Linked DNA regions of Homo sapiens: all the other regions are linked to region 3. Evidence: read pairs that join two places in POLR2A ChIA-PET (ENCODE). Cell type or tissue: Panc1. All regions are shown on one strand. Region 1 overlaps COCH (cochlin). Region 2 overlaps STRN3 (striatin 3). Region 3 overlaps AP4S1 (adaptor related protein complex 4 subunit sigma 1).

Evidence for each region. Peaks named below come from ENCODE experiments on the same cell type or tissue, not always from the same donor. Only the 100,000 strongest peaks of a DNase experiment are listed, where the experiment ranks them.
Region 1: POLR2A ChIA-PET joins it to region 3 with 7 read pairs; 7 of 35 experiments call an interaction of 5 or more read pairs at or near these places.
Region 2: POLR2A ChIA-PET joins it to region 3 with 9 read pairs; 9 of 35 experiments call an interaction of 5 or more read pairs at or near these places.

What each region holds. Positions count from the first base shown.
Region 1 is chr14:30,879,453-30,883,452 of GRCh38, forward strand. COCH (cochlin) reads left to right here. Exons shown (of 12, transcript NM_004086.3): 6 at 1-33; 7 at 1,000-1,044; 8 at 1,135-1,282. All of the region lies in intron 4 of COCH-AS1 (COCH antisense RNA 1), which reads right to left. Among named protein-coding and RNA genes, the nearest start is that of COCH, 6.9 kb to the left of the region's middle. In Panc1, no CTCF peak of the experiment used is centred here; no DNase peak of the experiment used is centred here.
Region 2 is chr14:30,961,344-30,965,343 of GRCh38, forward strand. All of the region lies in intron 1 of STRN3 (striatin 3), which reads right to left. It also overlaps the pseudogene HIGD1AP17. Among named protein-coding and RNA genes, the nearest start is that of MIR624, 51 kb to the right of the region's middle. In Panc1, no CTCF peak of the experiment used is centred here; no DNase peak of the experiment used is centred here.
Region 3 is chr14:31,032,545-31,036,544 of GRCh38, forward strand. All of the region lies in intron 1 of AP4S1 (adaptor related protein complex 4 subunit sigma 1), which reads left to right. Among named protein-coding and RNA genes, the nearest start is that of STRN3, 8.2 kb to the left of the region's middle. In Panc1, no CTCF peak of the experiment used is centred here; a DNase peak (open chromatin) is centred at 1,517.

The DNA.
Region 1 (4,000 bases), 150 kb before region 3:
GACAAGCAGTGTCCACAGCACATCCACCAACAGGTATGAACTATGAAACCTATCTCCTAGTTGCCCGGCACAGCATTTGGAAGTTATGAATAAACGTGTTGTTGGTAGAAGCTTTTCTTAAAGAAATTTGATATTAAAGAGAAACAAAGCAAATACCTTAAGTTTACTGGTATATTACATATGGAAACATTCATTATGTGTATATTTTAAAGACAGGGTCTCACTCTGTTGCTCAGGCTGGAGTACAGTGGTGCAATCATAGCTCACTGCAGCCTTAACCTCCTAGGCTCAAGCAATCTTCTCACCTTGGCCTCCTGAGTAGGTGGTACTACAGGCACATGCCACCACACCCAGCCAATTTTTTTGATTTTTAATTTTTTTTATTTTTATTTTTTTAGACAGGTCTAGCTATGATGCCCAGGCTGGTTTTGAACTCCTGACCTCAGGCAGTCCTCCCACTTCAGCCTCCCAAAGTTCAGGGATTACAGGCATGAGCCACTGCACCCAGCCTAATAATTCTCTAAAAGTCCTATTTTCTCCCAGATTTGATAAACCACGCCTAAGAACTGGTCAAAGTACCATGAACTTCTAGTTCCATTTGCTTCATTAAATTCCTTTAATTACTGCACTGTCATGTGACTAAAAGGAATGTGTGTCTATTGTAAGAAATAGCCAGGGATCCCCTTTTGTATGACGATGGCAGTTTTAAAGTCAAAGATATTAAGAACATTAGGATTTAATGTTGAGTTCCTGCCTCACCTGTGGGTTTGGGGTATTAAAGTCCTGGATTAGGGCATATCAAATATGTAGGCCTACATACTGATTTGTTTATTTGTTGGGTCATTGCTTTCCCTAGTCCAGAAAATCCTGAGGAAATTAATTTTTTTAAAAAAGTCCTTTCAAGAATGGCACTCTGTTGTTATGAGCTTCTCCCCATGTGGGTTTCTTGCTATGTAACTGTCTTCCTTTTGTTAATGCCAAGTGCATCTTTTATTTCAGGTAAACGACTAAAGAAAACACCCGAGAAGAAAACTGGCAATAAAGGTAAGAATCAAGATCTCCATTTGGGAAGGTAGCATTTTCCCTCCCTCCTCTTGAGACTGCTAATGAGGGGACTGGTTTGGTTGTTCGCAGATTGTAAAGCAGACATTGCATTTCTGATTGATGGAAGCTTTAATATTGGGCAGCGCCGATTTAATTTACAGAAGAATTTTGTTGGAAAAGTGGCTCTAATGTTGGGAATTGGAACAGAAGGACCACATGTGGGCCTTGTTCAAGCCAGGTACCAACCTTGTTAAAATGGGAGATTTAAAAAAAAAATTATTTTGTAATTGACACATAATAATTATATATACTTATGGGGTACATAGTGATGTTTTCATACATACAATGTATAGTGGTCAAATCAGAGTAATTAGCATATCCATCACCTCAAACATTGATCATTTCTTTGTGTTGGATACATTCAAAATCAAATGAGGCCGGGTGCAGTGGCTCACGCCTGTAATTCCAGCACTTTGGAGGCCAAGTGGGTGTGTGGATCACCTGAGGTCAGGAGTTCAAAACCAGTCTGGCCAACATGTGAAACACCGTCTCTACTAAAAATACAAAAATTAGCCAGATGTGGTGGCATGCACCTGTAATCCTAGCTACTTGGGAGGCTGAGGCAGGAGAATCACTTGGACTCGGGAGGCAGAGGTTACAATGAGCCGAGATTGCACCACTGCACTCCAGCCTGGGCAACAGTGAGACTATGTCTCAAAAAAAAAAAAAAAAAAGAAAAAAATCAAATGAGAGGAGATTTGAATGAGTCTTGAATGATGACAAATGATCAGTTCTTTTAGTGGGTACATGTCAGTTCAGTATAAACATTTGAGTTATGGACACACTGGGTTCCCAAACTGTAAGTTCAGGATCTAAGACTGCCTGGGCAGACTGAGTAGATCTGAGTGCCTCCTTTTTGGAATAAAAGAATTTAGAAAACTGTGTGCTATCTATATAAGAACCAGAAGGTAGACTGGAGAGTCCTGTTGCTTACACAAGTCACCTCTGCTTATCTACTCTGCTCAATTCCTAATTTCTCTCTTCTGAAGGAAGAAGCAGTGATATGTCTATTCCACCTCCCTATTCTGTTATTCTTTTTAGCTCTTTCCATATTCTCTTGGTTGGTGATCTGAAGCACGACCTTTCTATTTTATTCATTTAAAAATATTTATTAATTGCTGGCCAGGTGCGGTGGCTCACGCCTGTAATCCCAGCACTTTGGGAGGCCGAGGCGGATGGATCACGGGGTCAGGAGATTGAGACCATCCTGGCTAACACGGGGAAACCCCGTCTCTACTAAAAATACAAAAAAAAAAAATTAGCCGGGCGTGGTGGCAGGCGCCTGTAGTCCCAGCTACTCGGGAGGCTGAGGCAGGAGAATGGCGTGAACCCAGGAGGTGGAGCTTGCAGTGAGCCAAGATCGTGCCACTGCACTCCAGCCTGGGCAACAGAGCAAGACTCTGTTTCAAAAAATAAAAATAAAAATAAATAAATAAATAAATATTTATTTATTAATTGCTTTTAGAAATAGAATATGCTCATTATAGAAAGCTTGAAAATACATAGAGCACAAAAAAAGAAATGCTCTAAATCATATGCCCTAGAGATAATCACTATAAAATGGTTTTTTTTTTTTTTTTTTTTTTTTTTTGAGACGGAGTTTTGCTCTGTCACCGAGGCTGGAATGCAATGGCACGATCTTTGTTCACTACAACCTCTGCCTCCTGGATTTAAGTGATTCTCCTGCCTCAGCCTCCTGAGTAGCTGGGATCACAGGTGTGCACTACTACGCCTGGCTAATTTTTGTATTTTTAGTAGAGACAAGGTTTCACCATGTTGGCCAGCCTGGTCTCGAGCTCCTGACCTCAGGTGATCCACCTGCCTCGGACTCCCAAAGTGCTAGGATTACAGGTGTGAGCTACCACGCCTGGCCCCTTCAGTATTTTAAGGAAATATTTGACTGTATTATTTTTTAAAAACTCAGACTATTAAAAATGCCCTGCATCCTGTTTTTTTCATCCTTTAGTATTTTTAGCATTTTCTCATATCACAAATATTCATCAAAAATATTTCATAATATTCCGCTGCATGATTAGTCATTCTTATTATTTCTTCACTACATTACACACTACACTGTGATGAACATCCTTATATCATCTTTGTGCCCATCTCTGATTATTTCATCAGGTTAGATTTCTAAAAGTGAGGTTCTGACTTAAAGCCTCTGATATAAATAGTGAAATTGAGCCATGCACAGTGGCTCATGCCTGTAGTGCCAGCTGCTCAGGAGGCTGAGGTGTGAGGATCTCTCAAGCCCAGGAGTTCAAAGCTGCAGTGAGCTATGATGGCACCACTCTACTCCAGCCTGGACAACAGAGAAAGACCCCATCTCTAAAAAAACAAATAAATAGCGAAATTGCTTCCTAGAAAGGTGAAGTAGTTTAAACTACTATCAGCAGTGTGTAAGGTTGTATAAACAGTGCTATTACAAATATTAATTTCCATTTCATTTCTGTTATTTTTTACAAGTGGCTCTGCTCTTAGATTAGATAGAATTTTTTTGGCATGAGAAGAAAATTTAACTGTTTTAACATAATTTAACCATTTGTCTCTCACCCTTAAAAAAAATGTGTTCCTTGTTTCATTGACTTATGGTATCACATTTATACCTGAGTTTGAGCAAGTCTATTTCTTTGATTCATATGCTAATCCTTACATATTTTTTTCTACGCTGCTTTGATTATCACAGTTTTATTGCACATTTTAACATCCCATGAGGCAAATTCCCCTGCAGTACTTTTTGTCTTGTACTTTTTTCTGACTACTTTGACCCAATTCTTTTTGAAGATGAATTCTTCATTACCTTGTAGACTCATACAAAGTTTTGTAGTTTTTCTGTTTTAGAAAGACCATTAGAATAGGTAAACCATGTCAAGTTTATATGTATGTAAGTCAA
Region 2 (4,000 bases), 71 kb before region 3:
TATACAGTCATGTGCCACATGACATTTCAGTCAATGACAGACTGCATATACAACAGGGGTCCCATATGATTATAATGGAGCTGAAAAATTCCTATCGCCTAGTGAAGTTGTAGAAGTCTAGAAGTCGTAGCTATTGTAACATTGTAGTGGGACGCATTAGACGCATTATTCACGTTTGTCCTGATGGTTATAAACAAATCTACTGTGTTGTCAGTCATACAGAAGTACAATACATATAATTATGTACAGTGCTCAATACTTATAATGACAATAATGACTATTCTACAGTTGATTTACTATACATTTTTGTTTTGAGACACCCAGACTGGGTTGTAGTGTGCAGTCACAGATCACTGTACCCTCTAAGTCCTGGGCTCAGGTGATCCTCCTGCTTCAGCTTAAGGCTCGGGCCACCAGCCAGGCTAATTTTTTAAAAATTATTTTTGTAGAGAAGGGTATTGCTTTGTTGCCCAGGCTGGCCTTGAACTCCTGGCCTCAAGTGGTCCTCTTGCCTTAGCCTTCTGAGTTGCTAAGATTACAGGTGTGAACCATCGTGCCTGGTTCTATCGTTATTTTAGAGTGTATTCCTACCTATAAAAAGAAAAGTTAACTGCAAAAGTGCCTCAGGCAGGTCCTTCAGGAAGTATTCCAGAAGAAGATATTGTTGTCATGGAAGATGACAGTTCCATGTGTGTTACTGCCCTTGAAGACCTTCCAGTGGGATAAGATGTGGAGGTAGAAGACAATGATATTAACCTAGGCCTTCCTAGGCCTTACGTAGGCATAGGTTAATATGTGTGTTTGTGTCTTCATTTCTAACAAAAAAAGTTTAAAAAGTAAAAATAAATCAAAATTTTAAAAACTAGAAGAAAGCTAATAGAATAAAGATAAAAAGAAAATATTTTTATATAGCTGTACAATGTGCTTGTTTTAAACTAAGTGTTATTACAAAAGAGTTAAAACGCTGAAAAAATTAAAATTTATAAAGTAAAATGATTATGGTAAGCTATTATTGAAGAAAAAAATTCACATAAATTTAGTAAAGTCTAAGTATACAGTGTTTATACAATCTACAAGAGAGACAATGCCACAGGCCTACAAATTCAATCACCACTCACTGACTCAACCAGAGCAATTTCCAATCCTAAAAGCTTCATTCATGGTCAGTGCCCTACACAGTTATACCATTTGTTATCTTTCTTTTTTCTGAGACAGGGTCTCACTCTGTCACCCAGGCCACAGTGCAGTGGCACGATCACAGTTCACTGCAGCCTCAACCTCCCTAGGTTCAGGTGATTCTCCCCTCTCAGCCTCCCGAGCAGCTGGAACTACAAGCACCTACTACTATGACTGGCTAAGTTTTCTATTTTTTTAAGATGGGATTTCACCATGTTGCCCAGACTGGGCTCAAACTCCTGGCCTCAAGCAATCCTCCCTCCTCAGCCTCCCAGAGTGCTAGGATTACAGGTGTGAGTGACAGCACCTGGCCCCATTTTTTTTTTTACTATACCTTTTCTATGTTTAGATACACAAATACTTACCATTGTGTTACAACTGCCTATAGTATTCAGTACAGTAACATGCTATACAGGTTTGTGGTCTCAGAATAGGCTATACCACATAGCCCAAGTGCAGGCTATATTATCTAGTTTGTGTAAGCATACTCTGTGATGTTCACAAGATGAAATCATCTAACGATACATTTCTCAAAACATATTCTTGCTGTTACGTGACACATGACTACGCTAATAATGACAAGAAGATATTACAACTATAAACACACACACACCTAGTAACAGATTATCAAAACGTATGAAGCAAAACTGACAGAACAGAACGGAGAACAGACAACAGTAGTTGGAGATTCAATACCCCACTCTAAATAATGGATAGAACCACCAGACAAATGGTAAGGAAGAAAATAGAGGATCTGAACACAACAAATCACCTAGCTCTAACACACATATGCAGAACACTTTACCCAACAAAAAAATACACATCTTAAGTGCACATGGGACAGTCTCCAGAACAGACCATGTAAATTGAGTCACAAGTTAAGTCTAAATAACTTTTTAATTTTTTTGAAACAGGGTCTCATTCTATCACCCAGGCTGGAGTGCAGTGGTGCAGTCTCGACTCACTGCAACCTCCAGCTCCTGGGTTCAAGTGATTCTCCTGCCTCAGCCTCCCGAGTAGCTGGGACTACAGGCACACGCCACCAAACCCAGCTAATTTTTGTATTTTTTGGTAGAGACAGGGTTTCACCATGTTGGCCAGGCTGGTCTCAAACTCCTGACCTCAAGTGATCTGCCCACCTTGGCCTCCCAAAGTGCTGGGATTACAGGCATGAGCCACCATGCTCAGACAAGTCTTAATAACTTTAAAAAGACAGATATCAAAGTTTCTTCTCTGACCACAAAAAAATCAAGTTAGAAATCAATAACAAAAGAAAACTGGAAATTCACAAATTTATGGAAATTAAACAACACACTCAAAGAAGAAAAATTAGGTAACAGAAACAAATGAAAACAAACACAGGACATACCAAAACTTAGAGGATGCAATGTAAGCAATGCGCAGGGGGGAATTTATAGATATAAATGCTTACATTAAAAAACAAGAAAAGAGCCAGGTGCGATGGCTCATGCCTGTAATGCCAACACTTTGAGAGGCTGAGGCAGGCGGATCACTTGAGGTCAGGAGTTCGAGATCAACCTGGCCAACATGGCGAAACCCCATCTCTCGTAAAAATACAAAAATTAGGCAGGTGTGGTGGTGCGCATCTGTAGTCTCAGCTATACGAGAGGGTGAAGCATGAGAATCACTTGAACCTGGGAGGTGGAGGTTGCAGTAAGCTGGCAATAGAGTGAGTCTCCGTCTAAAAAAGAAAAACAAAAAACAAAAAACTACACACAAGAGAAGATAGGGCATGGGAGCTGGGATTTGAAGCCAGTTGGATCATGAGGGTTTTGTTGCTCTTGAGAGATTCTTCTAGCAATTTCCATACCAACCAACACAGATGTTTCTCTTTCTTCATATGATGATCAGGGATCCAAACATATCCAAAAAGCTAAAGAGGCACCATTTGTCCCCCATTGGAATAGCAGGTTTTGCAGCAATTGTTGCAGTGGATATACAAATTGAAGAACAGGAGAAATATTAAAATGTCCCTTCACCTGATCCACATGCATGTGGCAGCCCAAGGCTTTGTGATGGGAACAATGACTGTTGATGTCAACTATTCCATGCACTGAGAATTATGGGCAAAACCTAAGCCTTAGAAGAAGAGATGCAGGCTTGGCACAGTGGCTCACACCTGTAATCCCAGCACTTTGGGAGGCTGAGGTGGGCGGATCACCTGAGGTCAGCAGTTTGAGATCAGCTTGGCTAATAGGGTGAAACCCCATCTCTACTAAAAATACAAAAATTAGCCAGCTGTGGTGGCGCGCACCTGTAATCCCAAGTACTCCAGAGACTGAGGCAGGAGAATCACTTGAACTCGGAGGTGAAGGTTGCAGTGAGCCGAGATAGCACCACTGCACTCCAGCCAGTGCACAACAGGGCAAGGCCCCTTCTCAAAAAAAAAAAGAAAAAAAAAGAGAGTCTTGGTCTTGGTGCTGTCTTGGTCTTTGTCTTGTTGCAGGAGCTTGCTCTAGTTAGACATGTCATTATTGAGGTTAAGTGTTCACACAGAAAACATGTTATTTGATGGAATTCAGACGATAACACACTATTTTGAGTATTGACTTCCTTTCTTGCAGGCTTGATTTGCTTGGTGACCAAATTACTAGTCACTAGTTCACTAGTGAACTAGGTCATTCAGAGGAGTCACATTAACAGAAAAGAAATATGTCACCTAATACAATTGACTATGTAAAAATATCCACCTTCTTAAACTGTTATAATGAAATTAGTTCTAAAGAAGACAGCAGGCCAATCCAGAAGTACTCCCAGTTTGCTGCAGAATCCCACATGCTTTGGATGTTATATAGGAGTCCTA
Region 3 (4,000 bases):
AAGTCTCACTCTGTTGTTGCCCAAGCTGAGGTGCAGTGGTGCGATCTCGGCTCACTGCAACCTCCACCTCCTGGGTTCAAGCGATTCTCCTGCCTCAGCCTCCCAAGCAGCCTCCCAAGTAGCTGGGACTACAGGCATGTGCCACCATGACCGGCTAATTTTTCTATTTTTAGTAGAGACAGGATTTCACTATGTTGGCCAGGCTGGTCTTGAACTCCTGACCTCATGATCCGCCCGCCTCGGCCTCCCAAAGTGCTGGGATTACAGGCATGAGCCACCACGCCCAGCCTCGTACAGTTTTATATCTTGCTGACTAGGTACCTGGCATCCTTCTACCAAAGAGTTCAAATCAATTCACAAACACTAATCTAGTCATCTTTTTTGCATCATCTGCAAAGGCTATAACAAATATTCTTATCTCCACAGTGAAGAAAGAAAGCTGAAGAGCTCTTGGTCACTTCAGTAAGTACTTAGTAGAAGTTCTCACTCTTTACATCAGTGAGTGTATATGTGTATTTGGAAACTAGAAAGTCTCCCCGCACAGTTCTGCCTGCTGTCATCCTATCAATGGGTTCATTATTACTGTCTCTGGTTCTCAAATCATTTACATGTTTGAAATTATTTTTAGATAGTTTTGGGGTGATCCAGTCACTCAGGGAAATGACATAGTGTTTAATTTTTTTTTTTGAGATGGAGTCTCGCTCTGTCACCCAGGCTGGAGTGCAGTGGCGTGATCTCGGCTCACTGCAACCTCTGCCTCCCGTGTTCAAACAATTCTCCTGCCTCAACTTCCTGAGTAGTTGGGACTACAGTCATGCGCCACCATGCCCAGCTAATTTTTGTATATTTAGTAGAGACAGGGTTTTACCATTCTGGCCAGGCTGGCCTTGAACTCCTGACCTTGTGATCCACCCGCCTCAGCCTCCCAAAGTGCTGGGATTACAGGCGTGAGCCACTCCGCCCGCCACAGTGTTTACATTTATAAACAGAGAGAGCAAGCAAAGTATTAGACTCCAGAGGAAGATCTTTAAGAAGAGCTGACATGTGTTCAGAAACCAAAGGAGCAAAATGTTTAATGCATGTGTAACAGAAAGGAGGCAGCTCTGACCTGCACCATGCTTCAACCTGCCAAATAAGATCTACTTCTCATTATAGTGATTGACTTTGGCTAAGAAAATTGTAGAAACACAGGCAGGGCACTTGAACCCTTTGGATAATATTCTGTGAGGAAAAGGAAAAGGATCTTCACAGATTACAGAAAATAGATACCAAACCTTTAGGAAACTCAGCATGCTGTATAAAATTGTAGTCCAAGTTTATTCTGTAATTGTCTCCTGGGTATGAGTAAGAAAAAAAATAGGCTGTGATAATATTGTTTAATAGCTAACTCATAGAGATGTCAAAATTGAAAAGAAAAAGAAAGGATTGCCTGGAGCCAAGTCCCTCCTGGACATTGGCTAAGAATGAACAACCAGGTCTGTAAACATAAGAGCAAAATGACTGGAAGATGTGACTAATTGGTAAATTGCCAAAAGTTTGCTAGGTAATAATTTAACAGGCTTGGTTTGTCATTGAAGCAGCAGGGTGAGTATTCCAAAGAATGACACCAAACATGGACACCTGGCCCAGTAAATCTATGCTAAAGACAGTGTTCCTTTGGAGAATATGTTAAATTGGCAAAAAGTCACAAAAACATATTTTTTATAACAGCATATTTTTAAATGATGGTAACCTTTAGTTTTGGCTTTCTGTTAGTAGAAAGTACATGACAATTATCTTAACAAAAAAAAGACTGAAGAATTATTTATAGGCATTTAAAATAACTCCTACTTCTCTTTGCTTCTTTTGTTTTATAGTTTTTATAGTTTCGTAACAATTGGATATTTAAAATTGTGTTATACAGTGTTGTGCATAGACTTTTTTTGGGGGGGAAACAAACTCTCACTGCATTGCCCAGGCTGGTCTCGAACTCCTGGCCTCAAGGGATCCTCTTGCCTCAGCCTCCCAAAGTGCTGGGATTACAGGCGTAAGCCACTACACCTGTGCCTAGAAGTTTTGTACTTAATTTTTTTTTTTTTTTTTTTTTTTTTAGACAGAGTCTTGCTCTGTCATGCCCAGCCTGGAGTGCAGTGGTGTGGTCTCGGCTCACTGCAACCTCCGCCTCCCGGGTTCAAGCTATTCTCCCACCTCAGTCTACCAAGTAGCTGGGATTACAGGCACCCGCCACCACGACCAGCTAAATTTTTTTTTTTTTGTATTTTTAGTAGAGACAGGGTTCCACCATATTGGCCAGGCTGGTCTCAAACTCCCGACCTCAGGTGATCCACCTGCCTTGGCCTCCCAAAGTGCTGGGATTACAGGCATGAGCCACCGTGGCCAGCCCCACTTAACTTTTTATTTTGAAGAACTTCAGTTATGGAAAAACAACAACAAAAATCTGATGAACTCCAATTACAAGATTTTGCCATTCTTATTTCATCTACTCTACTTTTTTTCTGTGTGAAGAAATGTTTAACGTAAATACCAGACATTATATTATTTCATTAGTACATAGTTCTCTAAGTATCTTTAACAGATTAGGAGTTTTTGCTTCTTTTTTTTAGCAAAACACCATACCATTATCACACCTACAAAATTAATGGTAATTCCTTTTTTTTTTTTTTTTTTTTGAGATGGAGTCTAGCTCTATCGCCAGGCTGGAGTGCAGTGGTGCGATCTCTTCTCACCGCAACCTCCGCCTCCCGGGTTCAAGCAATTCTCCTGCCTCAGCCTCCCGAGTAGCTGGGATTACAAGCACACGCCGCCACACCCAGCTAATTTTTGTATTTTTAGTAGAGATGGGGTTTCACCATTGGCCAGGATGGTCTTGATCTCCTGACCTTGTGATCTGCCCACCTCAGCCTCCCAAAGTGCTAGGATTACAGGTGTAAGCAACCACGCCCAGCCAGTAATTCCTTTATACAATCTAATCCTCAGTCCATATTTGATTTCCCCCAATATCTCAAAAAACAATTTTTTAAAAAAAAGATGGTAATTCCAAATCAGGATCCAAACAAAATCCATACATTTCATTTGGTTGTTACGTTTTTAGGTCTTTTTTTTTTTTTTTGATGTGCGTTTCTATGACCCCCCTCATGGTCATGCCATTTATTTATTGAAGAGACCAGGTTATTTTTTTTATTTTTTATTTTTTTATTTTTTTTGAGACAGAGTCTCGATCTGTCACCCAGGCTGGAGTGCAGTGGTGCGATCTCGACTCACTGCAACTTCCGCCTCCTGGGTTCACTCCATTCTCCTGCCTCAGCCTTCCCGAGTAGCTGGGACTACAGGTGCCCGCCACAAGGCCCGGCTAATTTTTTGTATTTTTGGTAGAGACGGGGTTTCACCATGTTAGCCAGGATGGTCTCGATATCCTGACCTGGTGATCCGCCCGCCTTGGCCTCCCAAAGTGCTGGGATTACAGGCGTGAGCCACCGTGCCTGGCCAGAGACCAGGTTATTTATCCTGGAGAATTTCCCACATTTGGATAATTACAATTATGTTATCATTTAATATATTATTTCCTCCTCCATATTTTCTATTTTTATTTTAAAAAAATAATCTAATATATTGTTGCATCACGAATTAGTAACAAAAAAGAAAAAAATAATAATTTAATAATTTGTTCAATAGCAATAGATAACCAAAAAATAAATAAAAAGAAAAAACTAATAATCTAAAATTTTTGATACAGATGGGATCTCACCCAGGCTGGCCTCAAATTCCTGGGCTCAAGCAATCTTTCCACCTTGGCCTCCCAAAGTGCTGGGATTACAGGTGTGAGCCACCGTACCTGGCCCATATTTTTTATTAAGTGTTTATTTTTTATTTTCTTGGCAAAAAAATGCTTATTTGGGGATACAGCATACTTCCTGTGGCATCACACCAGCTGGCACATAATGTCTAGCTATCTGAATTTTAGTAATGTTACTAAATTTGATTAGCCTGACCTAGCTATTAT